Regions from separate parts of the Homo sapiens genome. Here region 2 is linked to region 1. Evidence: chromatin loops called from intact Hi-C (ENCODE). Cell type or tissue: ascending aorta. All regions are shown on one strand. Links, peaks and the distances in the headings refer to the core of each region. The heading gives the core; the rest is flanking DNA.

Region 1 (5,381 bases), core at 1-5,000:
ATGGAAGAATTTGTGCAGAATGTATACTGCAGAGGATTCCTGGGATGGTGTAGGCAGAGGTAGAGTCAAACCTTTATGTGAGCCACTGCAACTCAACCTAAGGCAATCTTGGTTTTTTAAGCTATAAAATGGGGCTAAAAATTCCTTTCTTGCAGGAGTTTTGTCAGGAAGATTAAATAAAATAGCATATGAGAACACACCAAAAATCAGAGTGGGTGCCAAATAGGAGTTCCATGCTTCCTTCACCTTCTCAATAAGCATCACCTAAAATGCATACTAAACAGATCTCTGGTCACCACTCCTGGATGGAAGCACAATTTCCATGGAAGCCATCTGGCAGTCTGCATGGTTAGCAGATGATGCTTATCAGGGAAATGCGGGAAACATGGCATTACTCACGTCTTCTCCCATAAGGTTCCACATGATGTGGAACACAGAAATGTCTCCAACAGAAGAAAACTGCTGTGAAATCCAGTCGTCTGCCACTGAATGAGAACACCTACGATTTACAATTTCACAGGAGACAGACTAATGTTTTTAAATGGTATGTCTCTTAATGGTATTATTCTGTCAATACTGTCTATTCTTGAGCCTCAAAGGTTTTTTATTATTATTATTGATATAGGGCATAAGAACAAACTATCTCCAACAAATCTACTGAAATGTAGTCAAAATTGCAGTCCCATTTTACTGCACCATGTAAACAACATATGGTGCAATCTGGGACTGAGACATTGTGGAACTATAGTAAAAATACAATTCAAGGAAAGCGACATCACAAGGAATGAAGATCTCCCCTCCCAGTCTACATGACCACAAGAACAGCTTAGGAAACCAGACCAATGCAACACTTTCTAGAAAAATTATCTTCTTATAAGCAAAGTTGCCATTATCCAAAGACCCTCTGTGGAATTTGGCCTTACTCAGAGACAATAAACTAAATAACAGTCTAAGGGCATCGTTTTTCGCAGATCTTGGTATGAAAAGCGTTCTTAGTGAAACAAAAAGGAAGCAACATAAACCAACTTGCAAATGTCAAATCGGCATGCTTTCAAACGGAAAATAACCTGGCAGCCTGAGCAGATGTTCCCAAATATTTAACATCTCCCTGTAAATAAAAAGACAGTTTTATGGTCTGCAGCTAGGTGAGGAAGATTGAGGACCGGAAAGTCAAACATTCGGGCTAGCCTAAAAGAGGTGGCCGCTGGAGACCCGAAGAGTTACGAGGTTCAAAGGTCAGCGTGGACACGAGACCACAGACCACGAGGAGCTTTCAGCAGATCTACAGTTTCCTTAACTATCCACCTACTCACAGCACCCAGCTGGTCCTCGTAAGGCAAATGGGACTTACGACTTTAGACTCGGTGTGATTTCTGATACACTAGCAGTCACCACGTTATTTTCATCCCTACCCCCACACACTGTTTTTAAACATTACCTTTCAACAGCAACCTCTTCTCCCCCTCCTGCTCCTCCCCACTGTCCCCGCCAACCCTCGCTACTGAAAAATCCTAAAAGAAGGTGCTTTGGGTTTGTTTTTGGTTTCTGGGCGTCGCTTTTTATAGGTTTTCTTTTAAGCCAAAATAACAGCACACAAGAAAGAGGCTTGAGATTGCCGGGATCTCCGGAGCCGGCGGCCTCAAAATGACAAGTTGCTTCTCCCTTATCTTGAAAATTAACAGCAGCCCAAACACTGCAATTTACTCACCGTCCTCCTTTCTCCTAAACTGCCTCGGAGCTTGTTTTGTTAGGTCTAGTTCCATTGTGGAGGGAAAAAGGGTTTCTCGAAAAACTTTATACGGTAAGAGACCAGAACCTTCCAGACCCCTCAACCCTCCTCGCGTACAGACCCTTTTACAAGAAAACAATAGTGAACGAGGAGCTGGACACTCCTCTTGGCTTCCCAATTGCACAACCTCGCCGGCGATTCGACAAAAGAGGGTCCCAGAGCAGATTCTCTCGGCCCCCACGGCTCCTGGGCTTACCCGCGAGGCTGCGCGTCCCTCCCGCCCTTCACTGGGGCTCCAGGATCCCCGGGTGCCCTCTCGGCGGTGGCTGCGGCGCACGCCGGCTGGCTCGCGGGTCCCAGCGCCCATGGTCCCTTTACGCCTCCGCACGCCACCTCCTTGGTGCTGGCAGGATATGTGGAGGGGCAAACAGCGCTCCGTGTCCCCACCCCCAACCCTGAGCCTCAGAGGCTGCAAAGCCGGAGGGTCGGGGCAGCACAGACCCCAGGCCGCCCGGACCCCGGCCCAGACCGGTCTTCCCGCACCCCCAATTTCCCTCACCCGGGCAGTGCAAACCCGCAGCGAAGCCGGCCGGCAAGAGTGACCCGCCGAGGCCCAGGAGCGACGACCGCAGAGGCGCACCGGGCTCCGAGACCTGAGGGGCCGCTGCTCCAGCCGGCTGCTGCCTCTCTCGCGGCGCCTGCCACATCGGGCCGCAGAAGCCCGAGGCCGGCAGAAACCAAAGGAAGGTGGCGCGGGCCAGGGGCGGCGCGGGCACGATTCCTTCCCCGCGGATCTGGCGGGGGAGCAGAGGAGGGAGCAGCCCTGCCCGGAGTCTCAGGCTCCCGCCAGCCCCAATCCCGGGCGACTGCGCCGAGCGCCTCCGGAGTCGCGGGAAGCTCCTCCTGCTCCGCGGCTGGCGCCAGTTGCACGGTGGCCGCCCCCAAATTCGAGGAGGAAGGTGCAAAGTGGTGGGAGGCTGCGGGTCTCCCGGAGGGTGAGGCGTTGGGGACCAGGCGGGAGCACAGCCGAACCCCTACCTTTCGGGCGGGGCGGACACCAGCCGCGCGCCCTCGCCGGGCGCCGGGACCGGAAAATCACCGCGAAGGGAGGGACGAGGAAAGGCGGCGGGTGGCTTCAGGACAAGGTAGGAGGATCGATTTCCACAGCCAAGAAGACACTCCCATCCCGCCCTGGTTTGTTTGGAAAGCTGCAGGAGCTAAAGTGAGGGGTGGCCGGGTACTCCCCTTCCCCGCCCGGCTGGCAGGCGGCAGAAGTAAACACTGAGGCTTGTGGCGCCGCGGACTGACTGTGACACAAGGCTCAGCAGAAGGTTTGGTCCCTATCAGAAGGGGAGGAGTGTTCAGAGAGCTCCTGAATTCCGGGGCTCTGCCCTTCAAGGGCAAATGTGTTCGTACTTTTTATCTTTTGAAGGAGATAAATTACTTTAGGGAGAACGAAGGTGGAACGTGCTGTTTGCGTTTTCTTTTCTCTCCATAGGCAAAACCCTACGTTATTAATGTCCTCTTACTTGGATGGCTCTGAATACTTTTTAAAGTGTGTTTGTCAAATAATTCCTTGTCTAGAAACATTCAAGTCATAGCTCCAACCTTTGGGCCCTGAGCAGTGTAATCACGTGCCATCAATTGACCCCAGAGAGAAGACCCACGGACTTGGATGTAATTCAAAGTTGGCAATGTGTCACGAACTGGAACAAAGTCCTTCATCTGTGATGGGCTTTCTGGTATTTGTCCTTTTTTTTTTTTTTTTTTTTGAGACAGAATCTTGCTTTGTCACCCAGGCTGGGGTACAGGGGCATGATCTTGGCTCACTGCAACCTCTGCCTCCCAGGCTCAAGCGACTCTCCTGCCTCAGCCTCCCGAGTAGCTGGGATTACAGGCTGGGATTACCACTCCCAGCTAATTTTTGTATTTTTAGTAGAGATGAGGTTTCATTATGTTGGCCAGGCTGGTTTCGAACTCCTGACCTCAAATGATCCGCTCGCCTCCACCTGCCAAAGTGCTCTGGTATTTGTCTTAATTGTAATAACAGCCCTAGGAGGTATCATTTGTTGTTTTCCCAACCTTACTTTAAAAAAAAAATGGCCGGGCGCCGTGGCTCACACCTGTAATCCCAGCACTTTCGAAGGCCGAGGCGGGCGGATCACGAGGTCCGGAGTTCCAGATCAGCCTGACCAACGTGGTGAAGCCCCGTCTCTCCTAAAAATACAAAAATTAGCCGGGCATGGTGGTGCGCGCCTGTAATCTCAGCTACTCAGGAAGCTGGGGCAGAAGAATCGCTTGAACCCAGTGAGCTGAGATGGCGCCACTGCACTCCAGCTTGGGCGACACAGCGAGCCTCTGTCTCAAAACAAACAAACAAACAAACAAACAAACAAAAAACTCAATGGGTTCAGATAATTCATATTCTTTGCCCTTTCTACAGATTGCCTTTGACATAACCCACACAGATTTTGTAATTTTAAACGTGGCTCTTGAGACATCAGGATAGTGAAAGAGTTTTAGGGAATTTGTCTATCTGAACTAATTGGTGTTGAGGTTTACTTTGCTCTTTTAATTTCTCCTGGGTTCTTCACTGACCCCTTGTTCATGATCTTAAAAACTAAAACTGTATTTCACCTCATCCACTCTGGCCTTCTGGACTTCTTGAATCTGCAAAGCAGTGTGCTAAGGAGAGAGGCTATCTGCTGTTCTGAGGTGACGTTTGTATTTCATATTTGGTAGTGGCCAGTAGTGACTACTGTTGACCCCAACCTAGTTCAAAAGCTACCTCTTCTGCTGACCTGCTGTGTGACTTTGGGCAAGTGGCATTACCACAGTGGGCTTCATTTTTTGTCAGGTGTAAAGTGAGATAATACAGCTAGTCTTGAAGGGTGATTAGGATTAAAACAGTCTCTGTTGTAAAGAAGGCTTGGCACAGTGCTTGCCCCCAAAACCATCAATTCAGGAAGTAAAATGTTGACTTTAAAAATAACGCTAAAAATATTAACTACCAGTCATTGCCCACCATGAGTCAGCCACCCACCATGCATTGTATCTGTTCCTCTCACTCACCCTGCAAGCCAGTCATGGTAGAAAGGAAGGAACAGAGTCAGGTGGTCTAGGGCTGTGCTGCCTACATTGGAGCTGTGACTCAAAGGAAAGCACCTGAGGCCAAAATCATTGTTCTTTCTGAGATATCACTGCTATGTAACTCTCTGTGATGGGAGGGGCTTTTGATCAGTGTAACATTAATTTTTAAAAATTCAAGATATATTATTGTATGGGCACATGATTGCTATTATATAAATATTTTATATTCCTGTGGAAACTGACAAAGGCTTAAGTAGGGTGATGGAATTAAAAGTTTTTAGTCCTCTCTGGGTTAGTGTTTTTGGTCATTGTTTTGGAGAAAATACCCTCCCAATATATGTATATTTAATTTGGCCTTTTGGTAGAAGATTTCTTCTAATAAGCTGGGAGGGGAAAAGCCACAAAGAAGGAGAGGACTCTTGGGACATGCAAGGTCTTTCAAAGGCCCCTAAAATTATAATTTTCAGGCAGTGTACATATAGGGCTGGCCCTGTTTTACTAGGTTTGTTTTTTTTATTATGGTGGTGCAGTCTCTTTAAAATAAATGCTATTGTTTCATAGA
Region 2 (5,381 bases), core at 99-5,098, 81 kb before region 1:
GCATTGTTTTTGACAAGAATTCTGCTATTATTTCTGTTCCTCAATATGTGATATGTCTTTTTTTCTGTGGCTCCTTTTAAGGTTTTCTTTTTATCATTTGTTTTAAGCAGTTTGATTGATGTGGCTTTTTTATATTTTTCTTCTTTTTTTTTTGCGTGGGGTTCTTTGAGGTTTTTGGATCTGTAGGTTATGATTTGCATCAAATTTAGAAAATTGTAGTTCTTTTTTTTTCAAATATTTCCCTTCCCCAATTCTAATTTTATGAATATTATGACCCTTGAAGGTATCTTACCATTCACCAATGCTCCGTTCTTTATTTTTTTCAGTCTTTTTCTCTTTGTATTTTAGTTTGAAAGTTTTCTGTTTTGTCTTCAAGTTCACTAATCTATTCTTCTGAAATGTCTAATCTGTTAATCCCATCCAATGTATTTTTATCTCTGATACTGTATTTTTTATCTCTAGATGTTCAGTTTGGGAGTTTTAAGATGTCTCCAGTGTGTCTTTACATGCTCATGCTTTTCTCTATCTCTGGAACATGGAGCATATATAATAGCTCTTTTAATATCCTCATCTGCTAATGTTATCCTATGTCATATATGGGTCTTTTTATGTTGATTGATATTATGGATCATATTTTACCTGCCCGAATTTTTTTTATTGGATGCCAGACATTGTGTTACATTGTTTGGTGCTGGGGTTTTTTGTTATTAATATTCCCTTAAGTATTTTTGAGCTTTATTCTGGAATGTAGTTAAGCTACTGGAAACAATGTGATATTTTCAAGGCTTGCTTTTAAACTTCATTAGGCAGGACCTGGACAGCCTTCAGTTTTCTTATTTTTCTCCCCCACTGAGACAATACTGTTCTAAGTACTCACTGCAGCATCCCATGTATTATGAGGTTTCTCTGTTCTACCTCTTGGCAGTGTAAGGAATTCCCAGATCTACGGAGCTGTGAGACTTGTCCTGCTGACTCATTCCAGTGTTTCTTTTACTGGCCATAGGTCATTTCTTTACATGCAGCTGAAGATTTAAGGGATAACTCCTTATATATTCTAGAAGTGTCTCTCTCTCTCTCTCTCACTCACTCTATCTTTATAGCTCTCTTCTCTCCTAATCTCTGCCTACAAATTCTAGCTACCTTATTGGCCTCCCACTCTCAGCTCTGTCTCTGCAACTCAGTGAGACCGGCAGGCTCTGTTAGGGATCTCTCTCCCTGCACTGTGGCCTGGAAACTCTTCTATAGACAGTACTGGGGCAATAAATAGCAGGGTTCACCTTATTTGTTTCCCTTCTTTCCGTCATTATTGCCCAAGGCAGCCTGTTATCCAGTTTCTCAGGTACGTATAGGGCTGAACAATAAGTCTAATCCGTTACTCTTATGGTCAGAAATGCAAATCTTCACATTGAATTGTATGAATTAACAGTCTTTTCCCGCTCATGTAAGTCCATCTGCTCCCTCATCACCTCCAACCCAAGGGTAATTGGTGTATTCATTTTACCCCTTTTCTGAGCCTGCACATGTGCATGAGTACGCAGAGACTGCATTTGGTTTTGTTTTTAGAAAATGGGATTTATATATATATATACAATTTGTTTTCATAATATATCACTTTCTAACATTATGCCATATTTATGTGTGGTAATCAATAAAATTTAAGTTTCTTGAGGGTGGGAACTGTAGCAACCATATCCATTTTCTCTTCATGACACCTCACATACTTCTCTGTACATGAGGATTCTCAGTAAATGCTCATAGGTTGACTATAGCAAATCTTTTTTACTCAGTTTTTATAAAATTGAGACAGCAATATAGAGGAATATCTTAAAGATAGTTTTTATGTGTTAAAGTAATGATTTGTTATCGTCCCTGTTCCACTAATATAGTAAGAATGAAAATAATTGCCTTTCATTTTATTTCAGAGTAATATCTGAGGAAATCACGGGAGCTCACTAGTATGGAAGTTATTGTAACTGCAAAACAAACTTTTTAGGAAATGAAGGATATTAACACATCTTTCGAGATTTATAGTCTAATGCCAAGTGAATTAGCCAAGAAGAAATAGAGCCACAATACTTGGAAATAGCTTGATTGAGAAGTTAAACATTTACTTAATCTCATCTTAGCTGATTAGAAAAAAAATCACTTTGATTTTAGGCAATATATGCTTATTAATGGTCTTTAGAAACTACCTAGTTGATCTGACCTAGAGAACAAACAGGGCTCTTTTTAGCTTATTGGAGTCCATACTTAAGTCGGAAGACCCAGAGTCAAGTTGCTGCCCTGTCATTGACTAGCTGTGCAATCCACTTACAGATTCCTGTGCCCTCCTATTTCATAGGGTTGTCTGAATTAGTTACATTAAAATGTTTTATAAATAATTAAGTGCTGGTCCATTGTAAGATACTATCATTATTTGCTTGAAGTAGTTAAGGGAATGAGACTCACCTAAACTCATATTTTTACCTAGGGATTATTTTTATAATGCATTTGTTGCTAGTTAGTTACAAGCATTAAATTAGTCACAGGCCAGGCGTGGTAGCTCACACCTGTAATTCCAGCATTTTGGGGGAGGTCTAGGTGTGAGTATACTTGAGGACAGGAGTTTGAGACCAGCCTGAACAGCATAGCAAGACCCCTTTCTACAAAAATAAAAAATCACCAGGTGCAGTGGCTCATTCCTGTAATCTCAGCACTTTGGGAGGCTGAGGCAGGTGGATCCCTTGAGGTCAACATGGTAAAACCCTGTCTCTACTAAAAATGCAAAAATTAGCCGGGCGTGTTGGTGCACACCTGTAATCCCAGCTACTCAGGAGGCTGAGGCAGGAGAGTTGCTTGAACTTGGGAGGAAGAGGTTGCAGTGAGCCAAGATTGCGCCACTGCACACTAGCCTGGGCAACAAAGCGAGACCTCTTTTCTAAATAAATAAGTAAATATTGCCACACATGTTGGCATGCGCCTCTGTAGTCCTAGCTACTCAGGAGGCTGAGGTGGGAGGATCTTTTGAGCCCAGGAGTTCTAGGCTGTATTGTGCTATGATCCCGCCAATGCATTCCTTGGATGACAGAGCAAGACTCTATCTCTAAAAATAATTAATAATTTAAGCATAAAATAGCATTTCAAAGTCACTTCTAGTTTAAATAGCAGCATGGAACAAAAACCGGGATAATAGGAGAACTGTCTTTATGCAGTTTATCCAGTAGGTGGAGGTATATATCTGTTATATGTTTGTTAGTATATGTTCACCTTCAGCCTGTTGAGAGAAAAATTATGAAAAGTACACAAGCAAAATATTTCCCCTAAGACTTGGCATGATCAATTTTGTTTTACTTTAAAAATAAAAATTAATATATTTAAATAGTTGGTAATTCCACAGGACTAGAGTTACTGATTTACTAATAGGATAAATTGTCTCACTGGATTTGAAACCTTTTACCCAAATGCCAAGTTAGCCCTCTTGTTAAGTTCTTAAATCATCTTAAAATCATTTCTATATTAAATATTTTTGTTTCATAAACTTTTGATAAAAATGTGCAGCATCTTAATATTTTTCCAAATTATGATTATTTTCTTAAAAATTGATCCTTATTATCATACTTTCCAGATGTAATTTAAGGCCTAGAGCAAAGAACAAAAACATGTTTAAGTGGAGAAATTTAGCCCTGACCTCTATTGATTTGAAGTACCAATTTTTTGTTGTTTTTTTAAAGATATTTCAAGGAAACAAAGATTATCACCAGGATGTGCGTAATAACTTTTTGCCACCAATTATTGCACGTTTTATTAGAGTGAATCCTACCCAATGGCAGCAGAAAATTGCCATGAAAATGGAGCTGCTCGGATGTCAGTTTATTCCTAAAGGTAAAGAGACAGTTCGTTTAAGATATGTTTTTACTGGATTGCCAATTTAAAATGGTTTTGCTGTTCTCAGAGAGAGTAATTAATAATGTGAGTGTCTTTCTGGTTAAACTCTAATTACAATATCTTCTTAAAGGGATGTTAAAAAAAATGGTTACCCTATTAAAAAGTTAGTTATAAGAATGGTTTCCAAAATTATAAGTGGAAGAAGAAATAGCATCATTCATAAGATAATGTAAATGAGATCACTTTCCAAATTTAATCTCAATCCTAATAATTTTAAATCAGGTGTCATGTACTGTAATATTTGTTTAACATAAGCATGAAAGATTGTAACAATACATTTAAAGCAAGAATAATTTATCTCAATATTATACATTTTAATATACTGTTTACTTTTGTACGCCCAAAGGCTACCACAGTGCCTGACACATCGTTGGCCCTCCATAAATAACTATTAAATGAATTGAATAAGTACTGTATCAAAATGTGGATGACTCCTTTATAGCTTTAGCATTCAACATCACTTTCCACCCCATTATTCTTCTTCCTAAGATTATTTTCAGATGATTTAATTATTTAAAAACTGAGAAATCCTGGCATATTTGTGCCTTTATTGCAGAGTATAATATTTATCCTTCCAATATATTTCTCTCTGAGAGTTAAAATTATTCTGCAGAATTAAATACTTTAGGAAATATTGAAGACATTTAGCATTACTATTTTTAATTATGATTTTTAAAAACAAAATGTTTAAATTTTTCTAAACCATTTTTCAAGGTCGTCCTCCAAAACTTACTCAACCTCCACCTCCTCGGAACAGCAATGACCTCAAAAACACTACAGCCCCTCCAAAAATAGCCAAAGGTATGCCTGTTTTTAATGTGAGAATTTGATATTCCTTGGATTTATGGTGCAACTTTCCAAAAATATATTAAAAGCATTATCAAATAAGTTTATGTTAATCAAGTTGGTACAGATTAAAAAGTAAAGAGCTTTTGAAACTTTTTTAAAGGTCGTGCCCCAAAATTTACGCAACCACTACAACCTCGCAGTAGCAATGAATTTCCTGCACAGACAGAACAAACAACTGCCAGTCCTGATATCAGAAATACTACCGTAACTCCAAATGTAACCAAAGGTATGCAAACATGGAAATGAACGCCTAGTACATAGTATTGTTTTGTTCTTAACTGAAGTTTTCACGGGCATTTTTAAACCTTCAGTTTATTTTCTTCCAACTATAGTTTTTAAGTATAGCAAAAAAAAAAATTTATTTTCTTTCATAGGAAAAGACTGCATTGATCTAAGTTGTAGTCTCTGCTGCCATGTAGAATTGCTCTTTAAATATTTAGAGAAGGCCACTGTGTTGCAGGCCTCCTCTTGTGATTTATTGTTCCTTACAGCTAAACATGTTGACTCTCAGGCTTAGAAATACAATATTTTCTAGAAATAACTGAAATCATAGCAGGAAACAAACTTGTTTCCCTTGATAATATATTAATTTGATGGATAGGGAACTT

What was found. Peaks named below come from ENCODE experiments on the same cell type or tissue, not always from the same donor. Only the 100,000 strongest peaks of a DNase experiment are listed, where the experiment ranks them.
Region 2: it touches region 1 in a loop (2.8-fold over the local background); 11 of 110 quality-filtered maps call a loop at or near these places.

The regions. Positions count from the first base shown.
Region 1 is chr3:98,729,919-98,735,299 of GRCh38, reverse strand. ST3GAL6-AS1 (ST3GAL6 antisense RNA 1) reads left to right here and starts at 2,649. Exons shown (of 5, transcript NR_046683.1): 1 at 2,649-2,874. It also overlaps a transcript of ST3GAL6 not described here. RefSeq lists enhancers at 1,687-2,434, 2,435-3,183. In ascending aorta, for the core only: a CTCF peak has its summit at 2,607; DNase peaks (open chromatin) are centred at 1,243, 2,039, 2,739 and 2,909; H3K4me3 peaks cover 3,129 bases; H3K27ac peaks cover 2,104 bases.
Region 2 is chr3:98,810,812-98,816,192 of GRCh38, reverse strand. DCBLD2 (discoidin, CUB and LCCL domain containing 2) reads left to right here. Exons shown (of 16, transcript NM_080927.4): 10 at 3,711-3,861; 11 at 4,639-4,725; 12 at 4,874-4,999. Among named protein-coding and RNA genes, the nearest start is that of ST3GAL6, 50 kb to the right of the region's middle. In ascending aorta, for the core only: a CTCF peak has its summit at 3,188 (motif pointing right); no DNase peak of the experiment used is centred there.